Regions from separate parts of the Homo sapiens genome. Here region 2 is linked to region 1. A link is an interaction called in ENCODE POLR2A ChIA-PET data of the cell type or tissue named here. Cell type or tissue: PC-9. All regions are shown on one strand. Each heading gives the region's core, and the rest is flanking DNA. Links, peaks and the distances in the headings are about the cores only.

Evidence for each region. ChIA-PET counts read pairs that join two places held together with the same protein. Peaks named below come from ENCODE experiments on the same cell type or tissue, not always from the same donor. Only the 100,000 strongest peaks of a DNase experiment are listed, where the experiment ranks them.
Region 2: POLR2A ChIA-PET joins it to region 1 with 7 read pairs; 2 of 35 experiments call an interaction of 5 or more read pairs at or near these places.

Annotation. Positions count from the first base shown.
Region 1 is chr18:2,106,162-2,118,766 of GRCh38, forward strand. LOC105371956 (a long non-coding RNA gene) reads right to left here. Exons shown (of 3, transcript XR_935087.3): 2 at 5,483-5,575. Among named protein-coding and RNA genes, the nearest start is that of METTL4, 460 kb to the right of the region's middle. In PC-9, for the core only: no CTCF peak of the experiment used is centred there; a DNase peak (open chromatin) is centred at 6,710; H3K4me3 peaks cover 815 bases; H3K27ac peaks cover 1,493 bases.
Region 2 is chr18:2,387,944-2,400,548 of GRCh38, forward strand. No RefSeq gene overlaps it. Among named protein-coding and RNA genes, the nearest start is that of METTL4, 180 kb to the right of the region's middle. In PC-9, for the core only: no CTCF peak of the experiment used is centred there; no DNase peak of the experiment used is centred there.

The DNA of each region.
Region 1 (12,605 bases), core at 5,117-9,116:
GCTCCCCCTTTAAAACGTGCACTTTTCTCTGGTAAAATAGCATTCTCTTCTTCTCTAAAAGAAGCTCAGTCAATAAAAATACCTACTCCAGAGACTGAGATGGGACGGGTCACGTTAATCATTTCTCCCTGTGTATCAGATGGGAAAGCTTTTTATTAGGGATCATTTGCCGGTGATTTCCACAAGGAAAATAGGGCTTTATTTTACTACAAACTATAGGTAAAACTCGTGATGAGAATTTGGGCCATTGGCCATTTGAGACCCTGATACAGGTCAACCTTCCTGGAATTCACCAGCTCATTACCATTAGTACTAAAGCAATAAACACTCACACACCACAAGCTCACCCCAATTAGTATAACTGCCTAAGAATTCTTTATCTTGCTTGATTAGTTGCATGATGCTCAACGAGTCCATTGATCTCACTCTGCCTCAATTTCTCTGTCTCTAAAATAGGGTGCTTCCCTTTTTAAATCCTTCCATTTTACCCAACTTAGGGCAGGGTAAACTGATAATGTGAGTTTTCAGATCAACGGCTCCCTGCTTTCCTTCAGTTGAACTGGAATTATCCAACTGCTAGTAACACAGTTAAACTGAAGTTTCATGAATACAAAGTTTTATACAATGAGCTATTTTTTTTTTAGTACTTGCTATGTGCCAAGCACTTTTCTAAAAGGTTTACATGTAGTAGGTCCTATAATTTAAACAACAACCCTGCAAGGCAGGGATTATTATCACCTCTATCTTACAAATGAGAAAAATGATGAACAGTCACCACGCCTACTCCAAGCTGGAAGACTGGGGAGAATGATCATTAAAATTCAGCTGAAAATTATTTTTACTTCAGCTTGCTTCCAACGAGCAAAGAAATGGTGCAAAGGTTACATGGGCATAAGACCATTAAAATGGATATGGCCCCTGTTGACCCTCTAGGTCCTCACAGGGCTCTTGGAAACGTCCCAGGTCAGTGAAGCTGGACTACAGGGCAGGATCTGCTGTGTGCAAGTCATGCAGGCCCACGAGCTCCCTGCTTACAGCCAGAGTCTCCTTTCCACCATCTACCTGAAGTTCTTCCTATACCACCTTGCATGTGTCAATGTTCACGCCATCTTTATAGCCCAAGTCCACTGCAGGCATGACCATAGCTCACCCGAGAGTAGTGTTTGCTTTCATCACAACACCTAAAACAAATGGGGCAGGGCCTGAGCTGGTTGTTTAGCTTGGTGGTGAATGAGCATGGTCTTTGGAGCTAGACTTTTAGGGTGCAAGTCCTGATTCCAGCACTTTCTAGCTGTGAGACCTTGTGTAAATTGCTTAGCAGTTGTATCTCTTCGTTGGTTCCTCATCTATAATGTGCCTAATTATTGTCAGGATTAAATGAGTCAACACATATGAAATACTTCAAAGAGTGCCAGGGCCATAGTAAGCCCTCAATAAATATTAACTCTTACCTTTATCACTATTATCTCTTTTTTTTTTTTTGCTCAGGCTGGAGTGCAGTGGTGCAATCTCAACTCACTGCAGCCTCCACCTCCCGGCTTCAAAGGATTCTCATGCCTCAGCCTCCTGAGTAGCTGGGATTACAGGCACATGCGCAGCTAATTTTTGTGTGCGTTTTTAGTAGAGATGGGGTTTCGCCGTGTTGGCCAGGCTGGTCTCAAACTCCTGGCCTCAAGTGATCCACCCACCTTGGCCTTCCAAAGTGATGAGATTACAGGTGTGAGCCACTGTGTCTGGCCACTGTTACCTTCATCATTGCTATGATGTTCTTCTCCAGTTCAAATACAAAAGCTTTTCTGTCCCTGTCATTCATTCATCCAGAAAAGGATATTTGTGTCTATTACATGTCAGGCACTCTAGCAGGTATCAGAGATTAAAAAAATAGAAAGAAAGAAAAAGAAAAAAGACAGCACTATTGGTAAGAGTCTACTGAAGAATAATATCAAGTTAACGGACACATATATTATTAAACAATTTTCTTACCCTTCATCCCTCAAAAGCGATCATGCCACTAGCACCAGAGCAATACATCCTAATTATTCAATTACATTCTTTCCTGGAATGGGTTTTTTTTTTCCTAAATCAGGTAAAGCAGAAAGGTGCATTGTACAATTTTTCAAAGACACTCATAAAATTTAATTTGATTACTATGAGAAATATGAATATTCCTTAAAATAAGTTATGTGAAATGTGGCAGGATTGTAGTTCAATGTTTATGCTTCATTCCTACTTGGTTTCATATAACCTACGCACTCTGGGCTCCAAAAAAGTTTTGTTGTTAAGACCAGTTTATTTTATAATCTGGTATTTAATCCAGGAAACTTCTCTCCCACCTGGGAAAGGTTCAGAAAGATTTTTCTAGTGAGATGCCTAAATCAAGAAACCCTGGACTGATTAGCTTAAACTAAAAACAATAGCAGCCCTCATAATCAGGTTAGAGGAAGGTAAGAAAAATTCAACCTCCTATATCAAGTAACAGATCCTGGCCTTGGTTAAAATCCAAATAAAGTAATGAGTAAAGAATCCTCTATTTCTCGGCTAGGGAGAAAAGGCAAGGCAGTGAGTCGCAGCAACACACACACCCAATACTGCTCTGCACTCTTTAGATCCTAATTAGAGAAAAAAAGTGGTTTCCACCATGGGGACCCTGGTGCCGTTAGCCACTCTCCACAACATTCCTCCACAATGACCCAATTCCTCCTGCATCTGTGTGTTGCTGCTCTACCTAATGTATTTTTCTCTCTCCCTCATTTGGCTCTGTCATCTCTCTACGGCTCCTTTTTTTTTTTCCTATCATTAAAAAATAAATTCAGGGCCCGGTGCGGTAGCTCATGCCTGTAATCCCAGCATTTTGGGAGGCCAGGGCGGGCGGATCACAAGGTCAAGAGTTCAAGACCAGCCTGGCCAAGATGGTAAAACCCCGTCTCTACAAAAAAATACAATTATCTGGGCACGGTGGCAGGCACCTGTAATCCCAGCTACTTGGGAGGTTGAGACAGGAGAATGCTTTGAACCCGGGAGGCAGAGGTTGTATTGAGCCGAGATCGCTCCACTGCACTCCAGCCTAGGTGGTAGAGTGAGACTCCATCTCAAATAAATAAATAAATAAATACATACATACATAAACAAATAAAAAATTCAGTGCAATCCTCTCCTGCCCACTACACTTTGCTTATTTCTTATTTCCATCTCATGTGCTGAAACGTACTGAGCATGCATGCACACACACTGAAACACACACAGACACACTCACGCCCAGCTTCCAAAAGATTTTAATACAAATGCAGGTGGTGGCTTTCAAGTCATAGATTTTTGACCCTAGATATCAGGTAACTATTCACTGTGACAAAAAATAAAGGAGATTATTGTGCTAAAACAGAAACAACCTGTTCTATAAACTGATACAGTTTTGTCTGTTTACCTGATTAAGCAGTTTTTATTAATATTCTTCACCTTGATGACTCCTGAAAAAACTTGGGGGGCTAGCCTAATTTAACTAGAAAACTTTTGATAGCAGTGAAGCTCCAACTACTATAACTTGTTACTAAAATTATCATTATAAGCTAAACAATAATAATAATCTACATCATGAAGCTTTTGATGTGAATAAAAATTATTACTATATCTAGGTTATTAAAATATTCCCTGCATATTTTAATGCACATTCAAATCTGTAAGATAAATGAAAATTGCAACCAAACAGACATGTGATATGATTTAAATTAAAACATAAGAGCATAGAGCACAGTGGGGAGGAAGGGATGAATACATAGAGGAGGGAATGTTTTGAAGACAGTGAAGCTCCCCTGTATAATACAGTAGTGGTGGTTATATGTTCATTACAGATTTGTCCAAACCCACAGAATGGACAAGAAAAACCAGGAGCGAATCCCAGTGGGAACTATTGACCTTGGGTTATAATAATGTGTCAATATAGGTTCATTGATTGCAACAAATGTACCACTCTTGGCTGGGAGTGGTGGCTCACATCTGTAACCCAGGACTTTGGGAAGCTGAGGAGGGAGGAACACTTGAACCCAGGAATTCAAGACCAGCCTGAGCAATTTACAGAGACCCCCATCTCTAAAAAAAAATTTTTTTTAATTAGCCAGAAATTTAAAAAATTAGCCTGGCATGGTGACACACGCCTGGGGTCTCAGCTACTTGGGAGGCTGAGGTGGGAGGATCGCTTGAGCCCAGGAGGTGAAGGCTGTAGTGAGCTGTGATCACACCAGTCCACTCCAGCCTGGGCAAGAAGGGAGACCCTGTCTCAAAAAAAAAAAAAAAGCAAAAACCAACAAAAAACAAAGACACCACTCTGGTAGGGGATGTCAACAGTGGGGGGCTGTGCATGTCTGGGGAGGTTGTGTTTGTAGGTATATGTGCATCTTTGTGCCTTCTGCTCAGTTTTGCAGCAAACCTAAAACTTCTCTTTTAAAAAATCTATTTAAAATGGAAAAATGAGGCAAACAGGCCAAGAAAAGAAACGTTAAAAAAAAAAAATTAGTAAGACCACAGAGAAAGTGTGCTTTAAAGTATGCCACTGTATCAAAGAGTAGGCACACCAAGTCCAAATATAAACCCAGGAAGGAAATTATTTGAGTCAGGCATATGTGCAGGTAGCTGCTTATCTCTGAGTTTCTCCACCTTTGCACTGTTTCGCATTCGAGATTATTCTTTATATGAGGAAATTTTCCTGTGCCCCTTGAGTGACTTTCCTTCTGTTATCCACTGCCAATGATCAGAAAACCTCTGAGAAAACAGAGGTAGAAAACAACAGTAGAAAATGAAGAAAGCACAAGACTCCCTCATTTCATCACCTCCAGCAACTTCATAAGAAGTCCTGTAATTATAACATTGTAAGATTTGAGATGAAGCAGTCTAATCCCTTCTTTTTAAAATGAGACATTGAAGGCGAGAGATGCTAACCCCCAATTACCCCTCCAGAAACAGATCCCAATTCATGCCCAAGGAGTTCAGCTCAATATTCTCTCAAACAGGTCATATTGCAACATGAAGAAGAAAGAAAAAAGGAATTAATTTAATAGAAATGTGCTTATGGCTATTTATTAAAATGTCTATTAAGTATTGATAATCCTGGGTCTTGGCTCCAGCTCCCCATATGTCCGCCCCATTCGATCCTTAGCTGACCACACCCACCACCTGCCCAAATCCAAGACTCCAGGATGACAGCTCTCCAGAACAACAAACTTCTGTGCACAGTGAATATCTCCAGTACTACATGCTTGATATATTCAAAAATAACCTAATTGTCTTATCTGGACTCAAATCTATTCCTGATCCCCTTCCTGCAATGATGGCCCCACTAGCCACCCAGCCACCCAGCCAGAAGCCCTCCAGAGCTCTAGGCCCCTTTCGTCCCTCAGTCCCCTCCTTTACTTGCTTCTCCTGCCCTGTTCTTGCTCCACCTAAGCATCTGCCTCATCTAGTGCTTCCTTTCCGTCCCACACAACTGCCTTACCCCAGGCAGGCTCTCATCATTTCTCATTTGCAGGCTGTGGTAACTTTCCCATCATTTTTCTCTGATCTCCACATTCCTTTCAGATGATTCTTTCTGAAACACAAAGCAAATGTTGTCGCTTCCTTAAAACCCTTCCATGTCTCTCCATCACTTTCAAAACAAAGTCTCACACCCTTACTTCCCATGCAAGGTCCTGAATGTGTGAATCCTGCATTCTTCTTCAGCCTCGTTTTGCACTGCTTCTCCTCCCTCGCCTATGGGTGTCAATTCTCAGCTTCTTAAAATTTGTTGCAAGATACCCTAACATGACCCTGCTCCTTGGTGCTTACTGGAGTCCATCTACCCCTCCTGCCCTGCCCCAGATCAACCGAGCTGAGTCCTCCCCACTCTTCAAGGCTCAAGTCACAAGTTGTCTTTATTCTGTGGGACCCACATAGGAGTTAGTCAGAGTGATGGGATGGCCCCAGTATCAGGATCTTATAATCAGGGAGGGCTTCCTAATCTACATCTCCATGAAAGCTGTGGTGAAATGGGTGGGAAAAGCAGGGCCAAATCTCCCTCCCAGAGCCAATCACTAACCCGTGAGGTTTAGCTAATTTGCATGTAGCCTCCTTGGGGACGAGTGAATGACAAGCCCCCAGGAACCACTGCAGAAAGAACCTTCTACACTATAGCAGATTGGAGTCCTGAGATCCACAATGGTGGGCGTTGGTCTCACCACACCTGTGCAAGCTGTCTGTTCCCTCTTGAGCACTTGTGAAGGCTAGTGCATTGCAGAGGCTCTCTGGACCTGGCTCTGAGAGAAGGCTCATTCTAAATCCAATGGCCTGCACAGGCAGGCACAATAAATGTAAATAATCTGGAAAGGCTAAGCCGGTCGAAGCCAGCCAAGGGCATGCAGCTCTTACCCCACTAGCTTTGATATTTGGGGTTGCCCATCCCCTGCACCCTTCACCCTGAAGGAATTCACTGTTCTCCCCCACCTCCTAACACCTCCCAGCACTTCTAGGAGCTCCTTAGAACAGGAGTTGCTTTACTTAGTGCCTCATGAATAATAACACTTAATAAGTGTTGGCTGTGTGAATGAAAACATTATAAGAAGTGCCACTTCCAGATTCGGTGATTCCTCGCTGTTTTGAAACCAATAGCTAAATGTGTTTTCTTTTGTGCATAACGTTGAAACTGCTGTGACAAATACCAGCTAAGTTTGTTATATTTAATGCCTCCAGGTAATAATTTCCTCTCCTAATTTTTTTGTGCTTGTTCATCCTCTGAGTCATCGTTCCTCCCTCATTTCTTAAAAATGTCTTTCTGATTCTGCTTCTAAAGGTTGTTTAAAATCGAAAGGCCGATTTAATGAAATAACTTTATGTGAGACAAGGAGCTGTTTTGCTCATTTTTCAGGGGCTGGCACCACCACACAATACTCTCTTCAGACTTTCCATTTTCATTAAACAATTACATTTCAGTTGTTTGAGTCTCATCTAGTGTATGTGATCTTTTGCAAAATTTTAACAAATTCACCAAAATAATTGCAATTTCTTCCTCCTAATTGTAAGAGTTGAAACCTACAAGTTTACCAAAAGTGGTCTTCGAAAAATTATTAAGATTTTTCAGAATTTGCATTTTTCCCAAATACTCAGGTTTCTAAGGATTGAAAACAAGGAGATAGGAGAAAAGCATCATGCCATATTCATATATCACACATCCCCTTCTGCAATTTAGTTTCAAATCTACAAGAGAAATTATTGCAGTAGGTGGCATGAAGTTAATCTCTATTCATTCACATTTGCAAAAACACCACACATGATCAGACTGCTGAATGAACTTGCATTCACAAATTCAAACCAGGGATGATCCATCTTGAAGATGACATAGATACCAAAATCCAGGCAAGCAAAAGTAGAGAACAGCAAGGCATTGATCAAAGGAACCAGGTATTATGTTTTACTATATTTTAATTCAGTGACCACTAGGACTAGCGGTAGATGCTAAGCTACCTAGATAAATAGACAGGTAGGAAAATAGATGTTTTAAATAAAGGAACAAAAGGTTAAGTAAAACTGACAAGCATGGCAATAGAAAGTCATATTTATTCTGATTTTTAATTAAAACTATGACCAAAATAATAAATGTTCTCCTGTGAATTGGGGGGTCTAACATACATACAATTATAAATGAATATTAAAAGGCTTTGGGTTGGTATTTCCTAGTATCTTTCCTCTTACATCATGCTAGTCTAAAAAGTACTATAATAAACTTCACCAATTTAGTGAAAGTTCTCCCCCTTGTTCCTTTTTATAACTTTGCAGTGACTATAAATAAAGGTGAGGAACAAAATCATTATTTTTGAGTAAAATGCTAACCACATTAATTTGCAAGTCTGATTGGTATCTCTTTCAGAAAATCACAAGTAGTATAAATAGCATGCAATGTGAAATTGTCATAGTAAAAACTGCATACCCTTGCTTAATCTATATCTATCTCATTCAGAGATAAAGTTACTGTATTATGCTTTTACGATAATCACTAAAAATTATATTTTTGAATGGTTTTTGTGCAACAGACTTTCAAACCCCCTTATTTTCCCCAACATTATTACATTTGAATAAATAAATTAGGTATATAGGAAGGACTTTAAGGGAACCAAAATATAATCCAAATGTAGGCATGTACTGAGTTGATATAAACATTTATTTTCCCTAAGGTAAGAGGAAAAAGCATCTTCCAAACAAATGAAAGCAACTGTTACACTCAAAGTCTTTTATTATCTGGACCCAGCCTCCTCTACTCTGACAATACCCAAGGCTCCAGCTCCAGTGGATTGGTCAACAGGGGTCTGAAAACCCTGCAGAGGGAGGTCTCAGCTCTTCTGCTCAGATTACATTGCCTCTCTTCCTTCCCCACAGGTAGTTTCCCGTTCATCCTACATGGCAAAGCTCAGAAATTGCCCCTAGAAAGATTTCCCTACCACATCACTCCCCCTCATTTGAATCAACCAATTCATTCCTCCTTCGCCTTTGCTCCAACAGCATCTGTTCATATCACTTTCATAACAAGCCTCAAATTGTTTTAGGCTTGGCTGTGTGCTCCCACCTCCTCTGCTAAGCTGACAGCTTCAGAGACCCACCTACCCATCTCTTATTTGTTGAAACATAGTAGGCACTTACCGAATGTAAGTTGTGTTAAAGGAGAGTCTCATTCAGAGAGGGCTGTAATTTTGATCACTCTTTAATGCATTTTAGAAGATGCAAAACTTCACTCCTATTCAGTGTAAGCACATGCACAGCAGCAGCATGGCTTCCTTTTCTGTTAGAAACATGTCCTACCACGTGATCTTGGCACTTAGTCAACAATGGGACTGAGGACTTCCAGAAGTCAGCGCAGCAAATGCCCACTCTGTCAGGGCACCAGCCTCAGCCCTGTTCTTAGTACTCCATAACCAAAGAACAAACAGGTCAGATAGGCCCCCAGGGGCTCCCCGGAAGATGCTAGATACTTACTGCCTTTCTGGAGCAATCTATCACCGCTCCTTGCCTAGCTCCTCTGTATTTCTGAATTATTTTCTCCTTCTCCTCCCTCTCCAATTACATTAGTTTCCGTGGATCCAGTGCTAATATAGACTTCAAATTTACAGCGTCAGCAACACCACATAGAAATGCTGGCTAAAATGTAACCAAATAAGATTAATAGGTAAACTTGGAAAAAAGCAAAGGAAATCTACAGGTGCCAGAAATAGAAGAGGAACTCAAAAACAGAGCAATAAGCTTGTCTCCTGATACACAAGCAATAACCTGGTCCCCTGGAAATATTAGTCCTAAAATAAGTCCCTGACTCCTGGGAGGAAATACATGGATGCATGGCCACAGGGTCTCGAAAGGCAGGAAAGTGACACCAAGACTCACACATTTCGCCAGGACCCTATAATGGGTGACCTCTCCGGGAACAGGGGTCTAGAAACTCTCTTACCAATTTTTCTCCAGGGAAACATGAGAAATTACTTCTGTGAGGGCTTTGGGGAAAAGTAATTCCATTATCAGAAGCAAAACTCCAAATCTGCAATTTACGTGAGTGTTGGGGAACATTTAGCAATCTGGGTGGTATAAGATTCCCAAGTTGGGAGATTAAGGTAAATACTGCTATATGTTTAATGAGAACTCCCTAAAATTTTAGCAGAAGCAAAACCAAGAATACTTTGAAGAAGTTCCATAATCCAAGATGCACTAAACTCCCACACTTAAGCAAACAACACTCAAGAGGCATTTGCAATTTTTAAAAATAAATGAAACAGAAAAATGAGCAATCAAGAGTGTATCAACAGACAACAAAATAGAGAGAAGTAGCATTAGCATCCTCTGATACAACAGAGCAATCAGAAAGAATGTTTAACATGTTTAGAAAAGTAACAACACTATAAAAATTGATTAAACAATAACGTAAAACATAGATTGATACTAAAAGACAGAAAGTCTTTTAAAAATAAAAAAGCATACTTCGAAGTAATCTACAGATCAAAGAAAAAAAATCATAATGTAAACTGGAATATACTCAGAATTAAAAGAGAATAAAAACACTATCTTTTAAAGTTGTGAAGCACAGGCCAGGTGCGGTGGCTCGCGCCTGTAATCCCTGCACTTTGGGAGGCCAGGCGGGCGGATCACGAGGTCAGGAGATCGAGACCATCCTGGCTAACACAGTGAAATCCCGTCTCTACTAAAAATACAAAAAATTAGCCGAGCGTGGTTGCAGGCGCCTGTAGTCCCAGCTACTCGGGAGGCTGAGGCAGGAGAATGGCGTGAACCCGGGAGGCGGAGCTTGCAGTGAGCCCAGATCGCGCCACTGCACTCCAGCCTGGGCGACGGAGGGAGACTCCGTCTCAAAAAAAAAAAAACGTTGTGAAGCACAACCAAAACAGAATATAGAGAATGATGTATTGTGTAAATGTTTATATTAGAAAAAAGCTGAGTAAGCAGTTAATTCACAAAGACAGATAATAACCATAAAATAAGCCCTAGAAAGTTGGAAGAAAATTGGCAGAATTTAATGAAACAGAAAACAGAAAAAGACATAAAATTTTAAAGTGTTTTTTAAATAAAAGACTAAGAAAAATAGAAAAATCTCTGGATATCGCCTAATATAAAAGAAAAGAAGACATAAATAAATAATGTTAGCAAAAAAAATTGATACAGACAAAAATAGAAGGAAAATGTCATTAGACATTATAAGGAACACCTTTCTGTTAATAAATATGAAAAGTTAGAGATATAGAAAATTTTTCAAAAAATATAAAGGTAGCAAAATTATCTCATGAAAAAACAGAACATGAAACAACTTAAAATCAAATTTTTTCAAAAGAATTGAAAACTTTTCTATAATTTAAAAAGAATTTAAATTTTACCTGCAAGAAAATCACTGACCAAGGCAGTTTTACAGATGAGATAATATGAATAATCGAGGAAAAAAAATAACCCCACTGCTATACACAAACTGTTCTGGGAAATAGAAAGTGAAATGCGCTCACAAGTCATTTCATGAAATTGACTTCAACAAAAGAATCAGATGAGCCAATCATAAAAAGGAAAGTATAGGCCATTCCTCCCTTTTGAATATAAATACAAAAATTTTAAATACAATATTTGCAAATCAAACCAAGCAATATATTTTTAAAGTAATGTTATATTAAGAGACAGTTCATAGTAACCACTTAGAGTTTATCCCAGAAAAGAAAGGATAGATTAAAATTAGAAAAATTTATTAATATAATCATATTAGTAGATAAAATAATACAGAAAAAAATTTGATTCAGAAAAAGCATTTGATAAAATTCCACAAGCATTCCTGATAAAATTCAGATAACTAGGAAAAGAAAGAAAACATATGATGAAAAAAGATTTCTACAAAAAACTTACAGCAAACAGCAAACTTTATAGTGAAAACTGGAAGCATTTTCTCCCAAATTTGAGAAAAAGACCATACCCTCTATCACTTTTTTAATTAAAAATGCTACTGGAAACACAGCACTATGTACATTTATGATTAAATTTGGCTGTGTGTTACAGAAAACATTACCAATAGTGCCTTAAACAAGGTGGAAGTTAGTTTTCTTGCCTAAAAGAAATTCTGATGTCAGTGCTGACCTAAAATTTCAGCTCCATAAATATATCAGGGCCCAAGTTCTTCTTCCTTTCTGTTCCACCATTCTCAACATTTGCTTGCATTCTCAGGGGAATTTCATGATGCCAAAATGGGGGCTGGAGCTCCAAACATCACATCCATTGATCCAAGATTCAGAAAGGAAGACAGAAAAAAAGGCAAAAGGATGCACTTATCATTGGAGTTATCTTTCCCCTTAAAGAACTTTCTTGAAAGTCCAACCCACCTACTTCTATATACATCTCAGTTGTCATCCCTATATGAGAGGCTGCAAAATGTAGTTTTTTTAGCTGGGCACATCGTGTTTCTATTTTTAAGAAAGAAGAATGCATTGTGTAGATGCCAGTCTCTGTTAGCTCAATACACAAGAAAAAGAGAATCAAAATATAGTGGATAAAAAGAAATACATTTGTTATTGTAAAAGTCATGGTTTTCTACATAGGAAACTCAAAAGAATCTATAGATAAACTCATAACTAATAAAAGATGTCAACAAGGTTGATGAAAACAACATTAATACAGAAAAATCAACAGAGTTCCTATAGACCAGACACTTTAATTTAAGAAATGTAGTCGTGTAACAATATTATACACATACACACACATAATAATAGGGAAGAAATCTAATAAAAATATACAAAGAATTATAAAATGTTAAAGATACGCGAGACCTAAGTGATGAAATGAACTGTTCCTAGATAGAAAAACTCAATATAGTAACTATATCATCCTTCCCCAATTAATCTCTAAATATCACCAAAATCCAATCAAAATTCCAAAAGCATTGTTTAAATAACTTTACAAGATGATAATGAAATATATGTGGAAGAATAAACTGTCCAGCACAGGCAAGACAATTATTAAAAAGGAAAATAAGATAGACCGATCTGCTCTAGCAAATACCAGCATGTTGTAAGGCTGTAGTGATTGTGATAGTGTTGTAATAGAACAACAACAACCAAATAGACAAA
Region 2 (12,605 bases), core at 2,990-6,989, 280 kb after region 1:
AAAAATAAGAGAACTAAATGGAGAAATAGACAACAACTATAGCTACAGGTTTCAGTAATTTCAAAAACTGATAGAACAACTAAGCAGAAAATCAAGAACATAGAAGACTACCAACCTATTTGACCTAACTGAAATGTACAGAATATTTTAACCCAAAATAGAAGAATATTCTTTCTTTTTAAATGCACATGAAACATTCTCAAAAATAGACTATGTCTTAGTCCATAATCAAAATGCTGAAATTATACAAAACATGTATTACGAATTCAATTTATTTAAATTAGAAATCAACAAAAGAGGGAAACACAGCAAATTCTCACATATTTGGAAAATAAAGAACACACTTTTAAGTAGCAAATAGGTCAAAGAAGATATCAAAATTAAATTTTAAACTATAAAATTAATGAAAATACTGTACAACATATCCAAATTCATTGAATAGAGTATCTAAAGAAAACTTACTACTTTATATGTTTATATTAGAAAGGAAGAAAGATCTAAAAAAATCTAAATTTCCACTTCAGAAAGCCAAAAAAAGAAGAACAAGTGATGCACAAAGTAAACAGAAGGAAGAAAATAAAATTGAAGTGGAAAACAATGAAATAGAAAACAGAAAAACAATAGAGGAAATTAATCAAACCAAAAGTTGGCTCTTTGAAAAGTTCAACAAAATTGGTAAACCTTAACTAGATTGAAAAAAAAAAAAAGAAGAGACAAAAGACAAAATTACCAAAAGAAAAAAAGGGCCATCCCTAAGACCCTAAATAAATTAAAAGTATTTTAAGGGACTATTATGAACAACTTTATGCCAACAAACTATTCAACTTAGATGAAATGAGCAAATTTTTATGGGGGTTATCAAAATGTCATCAAAAGAAATGGAAGCTGGGCACAGTGACTCACGCCTGTAATCCCAATGCTTTGGGAGGCTGAGCCAGGTGGATCACCTGAGGCCAAGAGTTCAAGACCAGCCTGGCCAATATGGCAAAACCCCATCTCTACTAAAAATACAAAAAAAAAAAAATTAGCTGGGCATGGTGGTGGGCACCTGTAATCCCAGCTACTCAGGAGGCTGGGGCAGGAAAATCGCTTGAACCTGAGAGGTAGAGGCTGCAGTGAGCCGAGATTACGCCATTGCACTCTAGCCTGGGGAAAAAGAAGGAAACTCTGTCTCAAAAAAAAAAAAAAAAAAGGAAATGGAAAACACATACAGATATATATCAAGTAAAGAAATTAAATAAGTAATTTTAAAATTTCCCAGAAAGAAAAGCCCTGACCCAGACTGATTCCCTACCAAATATTTAAGGAAAAAATATTACCAACCCTAAACAAATGCTTTCAGAAATTAGGAAAAGAGAAAAAATTTTCTAACTTATTTATTGAGCCAGTATTTCCATGATAACAAAACTAAAGACTTTCTTAATTTTTATTTTTTAATTGACACATATTTATTGTACATATTTCTGTGGTACATGTGATATTTTGATTCATGTGTACAGCGTAATTAACATATCAGTCACCTTTTGACAAAGATGCCTTTATGAAAAATCAGTCGGCTGTAATTGCATGGATTTATTTCTGGATTCTCTATTCTGTCCCATTGTTCTATGTGTCTGTATTTGGGCCAATACTATATGTTACTAGTCTAGCTTTATAGTATATTTTGAAATAAGGTATTGCAATGCTTCCAGCTTTGTTTCTTTTTGCTCAGGATTGCTCTGGCTATTTGGGGTCTTTTGTGGTTCTATATAAATTCAGGGGTTTTTCTCTATTTCTGTGAAGAATGTCATTGGCATTTTCATAGAAATTGCATTAAATCTATAGATTTAGTAGTAGAGAAAGACTTTTTTAAAATAAAAATTACAAACCAATATCTCTCATAAATACAGACACAAAAATCCTTTATAAAATATTAGCAGAACAAATCCAGAAATATATGAAACAGAGCACACACCTTGACCAAGTTCTCCTAGGAGTTCTCCCAGGAATGCAAGTTTGGTTTAACATCTGAAAATTAATTAGTGTGATGTACCATATTAATATTAATAGATATAAAGACAAAAGCCCCATGATCTCTCAATCAATTCAGAAAAGATATATGACAAAAATCCAACATCGTTTCAAGATAAAAACACTCAATAAACTAAGAACAGAAAGGAAATTCTTCAACATGATAAAGGAAATCTATGAAAAACTTATAGCTAACATCATACTTAATGGTGAAAGAAGGTTGGAAACGAGGCCACATTGTCTGCTCTCATCATGTTGCAAATAACATGATTGTATAGGTAGACAACCCTAAGGAATCTACAATTTTAAAAACTTCTATAACTAATAAGTTTGGAAGATCACAGAATACAATATCAATGCACAAAAAGCAGTTGAATGTCTGCATACAAGCAATGATGATGCAATTAAGGAAGCAATTACATTTGCATGTCATCAGAAAATGAAGTATTTAGAAAAAAAGTTAACAGAAGATTAAGACAAACCTCTGAAAACTATAAAACAGTTTTTTCACAGAGCAAAATTTAAGATCATCTTAAAAAATGGAGAACTAGTCCACATTCAAGGATTAGACTAGATATTGTTTAAAAGGTAATTTTCTAAAGAACAGCAGGATATTCATGCACAAAATAAAAGAACTCGCACTGTTACCTCACATTATATCCTTTCCTCACACACCCCCACACACCACAGACCAAAGTAACACAAAATAAATTGTAGGCCTAAATGTAAGGACTAAGTTATAAAACTTGCGAGAGAACACAGTCTTAGGTAAACAAAAATATCTTTAATAAGACATCAAAAACATGATCCATGGCAGAAAGAATTAAAATTTGAAATAAATTGGACCTTATCAAAATTTAAAACAATCTTCAAATGACATCATTAAGAAAATGAAAACATAAGCTACAGGACAGGAGAAAATAATTGTAAATCATATATCTGAAAGAATATATTTAAGGAAAAACAAAAGCTCTTACAATTCAATAACAAGAAAATCACTTAGTTAAAAAACAAATGGGCAAAAGATTGGAATAGACATTCACCAAAGAAGATATGTGGATAGCTAATAAACGCATGAAAAGATACTCATCATCATTAGTTATTGCACAAAAAATTAGAATCACGAACATATACCATTGTACACACACACAGTAGAATATCTCTAATCAGAAACACTGGCAATATCAAGTGTTGGCAATGATGCTGAAAAACTGAAACTCTCATACATTGCTGGTGAAAATACAAAATGGTACAGCCTCTTTAAAAAACAGTTTGGTGGTTTCTTTTAAAAGTGTAAAGCATAAATATGTCATATAACACAACAATTTCAATCCTAGGTCTCTAGCCAAGAGAAATAAAAGCATTTGTCCTTAAAGACTTCTACATGAATATTCATAGCCTAGGTATTCATAATAGCCAAAAACTGGAAACAATCCGAATGTCTATCAACTGGTATGTACATAGGTAAAATGGAATTATACTAACAATAAAAAGTAACAAACTACTGCTATGTGCTGCAGTATGGATAAACCTTGAAAGAGATCCTAAAAACTAGATATTGTATGATTTTATTTAAATCATAAATTTAAGGGTTTTGTTTTAAAAAAAAAACCAAAAGTACATCAGAGAAACCAAAAGTACATCAGTGGTTGCCTGGGGTTGGGGGTGGGAGCAGTGATTGATTGCAAATGCACACAAGGGAAGTTTTGAGAGTGATAGACTGTCCTAAAACTGGATTCAAATTCGGTTTGTTTACGGCGATTGGATTCTATAGTAAAGAAATTATACTTTAATAGAGCTGTTTAAAAAATTATTTGTCAACTGAGGCCGGGCACAGTGGCTCACGCCTTTAATCCTAGCACTTTGGGAGGCCGAGGCAGGTGGATTGCCTGAGCTCAGGAGTTCAAGACCAGCTTGGGCAACATGGTGAAACCCTGTCTCTGAAAAAAATCTACCAGAAGAAGAAGAAATAAAAACTGTTTCTGTAAGTGTATTTAATATTATCACAAAATATTATCACAATTCAATATTTATTGAAGATCATTATTAACCAGATATGTACCTTACTACTTAGAGTAGGAGGCTTGGCTATTACATAGTTTTACTATAACATAAACTATGTAGTAAACTATGAGTAGTATAATATAGTAGAGAAAATTGAAGTCCTAGAAGATAGAGGTAATGCATCTTGTCTTGGAACTAACTCTGAGGAACACATATGAAAGGTATATGATAGTCAAAAATGTTTCCCTAGTCATCACCATTATATTTCCATTGACCCCTAAAGTATTTTAAGCAAATGACAATGAAACTTTGGATTACTTTTTTATGCTCCTGATGAGTAACAGAGTGAAGCAAAATGTCATCCCAGTGGCCCCAGGAGAAAAATGCACCTATGGTTACTTTGCTGCTTTGAGTCTTGCTGCCACTGATTTGTTCTAGGACTCTTTCCATCTAAACTTAACCACTCATCACTCTCAACCCAAGTAGCAACTTTAGAGCCATTTTAGGGTGCTGAGACTTGGGGGTTTTTGCTACCAGAGTATAACCTAGCTAAGCCTAATGATACACTCTCTCCGTAAAGAGACTATAAATATATTCTTTTTTGCTACTGAGCCTATTCTGAAGGACCTACCCAGAATAAACTGTGAACAGCTGCCAAGTCAGTCATGTCTTCCAAATAAACCCTGGCGATCAATGGAGCTGTAAATGTCATCACTAAATTACTTCCACTCCAACACCAGAATTATAATCCCCAGCTCAGAAAGTGAAAGATCAGACTATAGTGAGGGACTATGATTTGGACACAGCTCTCTGGATTTCTCAATGAATAGCTTATATCTGTTCCAGCTACTTTGCCTAAAATCCTCTTCCTCAGTCCTCAAACATCTCTCCAATCAGTGAAAGCCTTGCAAAAGGTTTTTATCTTTTCTGTTTTTCAATCTTAATTGAAAGAGAACTCACAGAGAAGTAGGAGTATATTTTCTGGGTTTTGCAAGGGCTGCTTTCACCATCATAAAATGAAAATTATTATCATTCTTACATACACTTTACACAATTTAACATAGAATCAACAGAAATCCAAAATACTAAACTCGGAGCCAGAGATATTCATAGTTAATGAAATTAAAGAGTATGACAACTAAGAATTACTTTCTCATTTGTGCTCATTTAGACAAACCTGTTCAATATGGAGTAGGCATTGCTTCGTGGTTTTGGCACTAAATGATTTTAAGAGCTTTGTGTATTAATAATGAAAAAATCTCTTTTCTGTTACTTCATTATTAAAACTCTCTTTTTGTTTTTTTCTTTTCAAATCTACCTAAACCTAGCAAGTAAAAGACTCTATATACTGATGATGAATGAAAGCCATCTCAGTGAAGGTCACATTTAGAATGAAAACATTCAATTGTTGAAAGTTTCTTTCCTCTGAAAATACTGTAGAAGAATTTCAACATTACAGTTTGAATGACAATCATTATTCTACTTTGCAAATTACATAAAATTTCTGTAGAATGACAACCAAGGTCAACAGCTTCTTTGCACAATCCAAGAATAAAAATTAAACCCTAACATTATAGCATTTTAGACAGAAGGAAAACATAAAAAGCTTTCTGTAATATGTTTTAAGTTTTAAAAAACTTTATAAACTATAAAAACTCAACAAATTTTGAGACATCCAGCTGTTTCTTGAAGGGAATTCAACATATTTCCTTGAGGATTTTGTATTATATGAAAGCATTACTTCCTGTTTCTTCATAAAATCTAGGAAAATCTTTCTAATTCCAATTGGAAACTCTTCTTCATTTCACTACCGCTCAATTAAAAAGAAATGATGACTTATGAAATTGTGTTTGGTTTTATTTACATTAATCAACAATGATCCTAAGTAAGTTCTTGCTCTTCTAAAGTTTATACTGTGTTTCACATACTATTTTTCTTCTCTGATGTAATAAATATTTATACCTAATTTATTTTTACATTATGTTATACCCTTTTCCTACCATTTAGGAATCCATCTTATCATTATTAGAAGAGGTTCTTTTCTCAACCACCTCTATTATAGACTTCAATCAACACATTTATTTCTCAGATTTCTTTTTAGCCTCCCTTGACCAAGAACAACAATGTTTTAAGTAAAATAACCCTTTTTTATTAATGTTGTGATGACCAAGTAATGTTCAGCTTGAATATTATATCTTATATTACACACATCTTGTATTTGATAATCGAGACTCAAGTTTAGCACCTTTTTTATAATTGGTTAAACAAGAAACAATTAGCAAAATCAGTAATTAGAACACTGATTTTTGGAATTAGCCATAGGAAACAGAGAATCTCCATGTCTTCAGCCCTTCTCTCAACCTTTCTGTATTTCCACATGCCTGTCCCTTTTTAGTCTTGTCTGATGATTAATTATAATAGCCCAATAAAGAAATGGCAGATTGCATTAGGTTATGCAGAACCAAAGAGGTCTGGAAAAAACAGAGCGTGATCCATACCTACACGAGTTCTCAGATGATATCACATATTGCCAAGAAATATTACTACATTAATACCACAACAACATGAAAATTATCAGTAAAAGCCACTAATACACAGCAAAAATCCAAACCTAAGGCTTATTCATGTGTGGGGTGTGGATGTGTGTGCATGTATGTGTGTGTGCATGCGTGTGTGTCTGTGTGTTTCTGTGTAGAAGAGAGACATGCGAGAGGTCAAAAATAGAGAAATGAGAAAGAAAAGGATAAAAGATAGATGATAGAAAGCCAAAGACCATTTCCCTTGTTCAGAACTGATCTCTTCCCGTGGAACCAGAGAGCTTTTGAGACTGGAAAATATGGGAAAATAGGCATTTTACAACGAGGCCCCGTCACCTCCAGAAGTGTCTCGATAATGAAGAGCGCTCGGGCACTGCTGTAATCCCCATCCTGGGCAGCTTTCATCTCCCTGCTAAGACTGCATGGTCTCGGGTTATTTTTAGTGGTCTGCTTCCTTCTTTAACTTAATTTTGTGGTGATGTGAATAGAAAGGTTATACAGATGATCAAAGGAAGAGATCTTTAAAAGGCTGAAACCCTGCTGAGCATAAACAAAAAGAATTTTTGTCAGTATCCATGGTAGTTCTCTGTGACTTTAAAAAAAATAGCAGCAGCTAAGACATACATTTCAAGCGATGAGAAGCAGGTTTGCAACTGAACTGCCTTGATCAACTTCTAAATTAATATTTTATGTGACAGGGAAGTATGCTCTCTTCTCCAGCCCAATCTGGGAACTTATTACTAGCTTTCCGCATGAGACCAGCTGGAAGCTCAGGCATGAAGGTAGAGGAATTGTCCCTGGCTATTGTCTATCAAAGCCTCCTCTTATAGCAGCAGCTGTAAACCGGCAGATGTGGAGCAAAATAAATCCAATTCAGATTTTCTTCCCTAATCTATATATCCCTCTAAGGGAAATGGCCTGCATATCAGTAAAACCAAGCTGGAAAAATGTCCTATTGTTTCATCAGCCTCCAGTTAATAAACAAGATTTTAAAAAATCATTTTCACCAACACAACCCTGCACTGTCCCAAGGGACCTGCCCTGAAGGACCTTCAAAAGGTGACTGTAAGAGTGAGTTTCTACCTTTGGGCTGAAATGTGGTGAATGGGCCAGTGTCTTTGGAAGGCTCCATTCTAAGCAGCACCTTGCACACCACAGGCTGCACAGATGGCATTCCTCTGCCACTCTTCTCAAACCTACAGGCCTCCAACCTCTCTTCTTCCCCAGAAGCTCTGAGTGCCTGACCAGAGGTTACTTACGTCCACTGGATAGTTCCTTATGGAGATAAAAAATAAAAGAGAAAATATAAAGGGGAAAAGTGGCAGAATTGGAAAACTCATTTGTTTCCTCAAACCTCAAAGCATGACCACCCAGAAAGAGGTTGAATTGAGAAAATAATAACAAAGAAAATTTTACTGGAAATGAGGGTGAGTAGGGGACAGAGAAAGGAAGCTCAGTCTAAAAAAGAATCTATCTAGCACCTTTTCAAATAATTCTATAAATGTCCTTCCAGAATGACTAAACCGGAAAGGAAATGTCTCCCCGACCCCTTGCTGGTTAATATTTAATGTTTGTTTAACACCCTGCACAAGCTTTCTGCTGTTCTGTAACATTTGAGAAAGGAATTACACACTGATCATAATATATTGTTTAAATTATATGCATACCTAAAGTTTTCAGTTATAACTAAAATAGAAAATGTGACTGAGAATTTTTTTAATTGCTAGAAGATAGATTACACAGGTGCATTCATCACTGCGTTAGGCTTTTTTGTTGTTGTTGTCATTGTTTTTACTATAGCATAGCACTTTCAGAGGTGGAGGCTCAGGAAAGGCCTTCTAATGTGACAGTTTTCAGGCAATAAAATGGGACTCTTCCAGAAGAGACATTCTTGCATATTAAAGACTGTGCATGTGTCAGGGCAGCCGGTACATGGAAAATCTCTGAACCTTCCACTCAATTCTGCTGTGAACCTAAAACTGCTCTGAAAAAAAAATAAAAAATAAAAAAATAAAAAACTCTCTAAAAAAATGGCAGCAACCTTTTGGGAGATACGCAAAACAGATGAATAAATGGATATTAACTTTGCAAACTAGAAAAAGCTGAATCCTAAATTGTCAATGGAGGAATACTCAGGGCAGTGAATTGCTCTGTATAGTACTCCAATAGTGGCTACATTTGTCCAAACCTATAGAATGTACAACACTAACAGTTAATCAAAGAACCAGATGGAACATAACAGGGAAGATAGAAACACGTAATTACAAAACACACCCAAAAAGTGGGTAAATGACTAAGAAGAGAAGGAGAAACAAGACTAGTTGATGAAGATGTGAGAAAGTAAAAGTATTTGAAAATAACTTTGATTTAAAAGGAGAAAAAAATGTAAGAGATTACAAAGTCAGAAACTAAAATGTAAGCAAACGAAATTCTACATGGAAAAAGGGTTATGACTGTTTTTACGGTTGATTTTTTAACCAATTATGACACCACGTGCCCTTTGTAAAAAATTTAGAAAATGCATCAAACTAAATAGAAGTAATAGTATCCATAATCCCACAATTCAAACCAAATATAATAAATATTCAAATGCATTTCTTTCTATATTTTAAACACATTTATATAGTTATGAAAAGATGACATTGACAATTTAAATTCTGTTATTATCCCTTAACACAATCACGTGAATCATTTCCCACGTTATTAGAAATGCTATGCAAATGTTTTTAATTATTATATAATATTTATTGTACAGATATACCATGTTTTATTATCCTTTTTCCATTTGGGGGTATTTATACAGTTTTTCACTATTATAAGTTGTGCTGCAAATAGCATTTAAGCATCAGTTTTTTAATCTATATTTTAAGTTCTTTCCTTAGGATGGATTTTCTTAAACCATAATATTGCATCAAAGGGCTTCATTATCAAAGCTATTGGTGCATATTACTAAATTGCATAAGTTTCTAAGATATGCTATCAGAGCCAATGGCAAATCTTCACTCTAGCACCAATTATTATCATTTTTTATTTTCCGAATATGTAATTTTAAAAAAAGCTTTCATTCTTATTTTATTTTATATTCCTCTATTAGAAAGCATGAATGTTTTCTCTCCAGTTGTGTTTTCTTATCTGGTTCCCTCCAGTATTTTGTAAACTGTTGGTTTACTTCGCCAATTAATTTTAACAGATTTGTAGTTTTCCTTATGGGAAACCATAAATTTCCTGGTTTTACCATTATGTTGAGAGGGAAAACAACATTATGTCAATTTTGCAAAGAATTTCTAGATGATGCTAGCTTAAAAATATATGGAATTTTTTATGACCTGAAGGTTATAACAGATAAAATGACGTTCAAGCTAGAGCTAAATATTTAATAAGGAGAAAGATTTTCAGAAATTTCACCCTTTGATGCTACCCAGGGCGGTGTCACAAAGTAACCAGAACCAAAGATTAATTGAAGCACATCTATAAAGAACTATTGTTGTAAAATAATTACTACCCTACGTTAAATAATCCAGAAATTTGAAATTTCATCACTAGAGTAGCCTAGGGATCCCTCTCTGAAAATGTAAATAATGCTAGTAGAAGTAGCACATGTAATAAAAGTGTGTGTGATTTGTAAGAGCTGCCTTTCTTCTCATGAGAAAAATCAAGCATGTGGGAAGCATTGGATCCCTGATGGGAGCATGAAAGACACCAAACCTAGGCATATCACAGGTAAGAGGCAAATCTCTCTCCGGCAAGCATTTTACCGATTTTTCCTCCTAACTCATAAGCTCCCCTTCTCTCCTTTTCCATCATGGTAATCCACTCTTTCTTCTTTAGGAGACCTGGGCCCTGGTCCCAATTCTTGCAGGAACAGAAAGAAAAGCTTAACGATGCCACCTCTCCCCCAGGCCTCAGGTTCCTATAAATTAAAGATTTGAATAAAATGATCACTTTAAAGTTCTGTAATTTATAAGTGTTGAGGTTTTAATGGTGCTTTGAGGGAAAATAGCAAAATGTTCTATCAACTGTATTGGTTTTGTTTGAAGGCATAATGTTCACTTTCAATACTTTCTCTTTATGACGATGGAAAATTCTTAAGTGTATTACTGTCTAATCCAAAGCAAAAATGAAAAGGTGCTGAAATCTGGCTTTTAACTCTGATATATTGATTTGTTATTTTAAGACTTATGAGACCAAATAAATGTATATTTTCCTGTTTAAAAAAAATATTTTCTCAGTCTAGTTATGTAGCAAATTGTTAGCCCCACTAACAGAACTGTAAAGGGGATTTTCTTAAAGAAACCATAAAACAATGGCACAAGTTAGTGGGGAGGGAGAGATATAAATAGAGCACAGAGGATTTTTAGGGCAGTGAAATTGCTCTGTATGGTTCTATAATGGTGGATATATTTGTTCAAACCCATAGAATGTACAACACCAAGAGTAAACCCTAAGGGAAACTGTGGGTGATGACAGTGTGTCAATGTACATTCATCAGTTGTAACAAATGTACCACCCTGGTGAAGTGCTGATAACGGGGAAGATTATGCATGTATTGGGAAAGGGGGTATATGGCAAACCTCTGTACCTTCCACTTAATTTTGCTGTGAACCTAAAACTGCTCTTAAAAATAAAATCTATTTTAAAAAAAACCATAGCAGCAACATTTTGGGAGATGCAAATCAGAGGAATGAATCAATATTAACTTTCCAAACTGGAAAAATCTAATCCTAAATTGTCAGTGGAGAAAGCTGAACAGAAACCTAATTCACAAACCAGAATCTTCAAATGTCTCAGAAATCAGCAGCAGCAGAAAATTCCAGTATTAGAAGTGAAGATACAGCTGAAAATGGAAACAAATTTCAAAGTTTGATTAGAAAGCCTCGAATGAGCTCCCCTTCTTTGTTAAACTGAGCGATTACCTCTCCCTAATCCCTAGGGAAAGACAAAACAGAAGGATTCTGGATGAGGACACTGCATACAGTTGAAGTCAGTGGTATCAAACTAAAGGAGGATTAAAACTGAGCATTTACACTGTTGGTGGGAGTGTAAACTAGCTCAACCATTGTGGAAGACAGTGTGGCAATTCCTCAAGGATCTAGAACTAGAAATACCATTTGACCCAGCCATCCCATTACTGGGTATATACCGAAAGGATTATAAATCACGCTACTATAAAGACACATGCACTCATATGTTTATTGCGGCACTATTCACAATAGCAAAGACTTGGAACCAAGCCAGATATCCATCAATGATAGACTGGATTAAGAAACTGTGGCACATATACACCATGGATACTATGCAGCCATAAAAAAGGATGAGTTCATGTCCTTTGCAGGGACATGGATGAAGCTGGAAACCATCATCCTGAGCAAACTATCACAGAGACAGAAAACCAAACACCGCATGTTCTCACTCATGGGTGGGAATTGAACAATGAGAACACTTGGACACAGGGCGGGGAACATCACACATGGGGGCCTGTCATGGGGTGGGGGAGAGGGGAGGGATAGTATTAGGAGAAATACCTAATGTAAATGACGAGTTAATGGGTGCACCAAACCAACATGGCACATATATGCCTATGTAACAAACCTGCACGTTGTGCACATGTACCCTAGAACTTAAAGTATAAAAAAAAAATTGAACCTGAATATTGAAACTCCATCCCTCTTTCCTGACTTGGTTCACAGGACACTGGCAGGGGGAGCCTGGAAGATCCTTATCTGTAGAATCTCACCAACTCAAGCAAAAGAAATTAAAGATATTGATATCTGAGTGTATCCCCAATGAAACAGTCTGATCTGCTCAGTCTATTGTGAAGTCTGTGGTCAACAAGCCCTGCACATGCAATGAGCTTCTCAGTGCACCACACTTGAATGTAAACTCACAGACAAGGAGTAATAGTCATTGGAAAAAAGACTCTAAGTTTTAGGGAAGAGACAAAACAAAGACAGAAAAAGGAACTTGAAGGAAATAGAGAACATTCAAGAAAAAGAACAATTTTTAAAATGTGTCTTCAGTATTCTCAGAGAGAAGAGATTTTATATCAATGAAGCT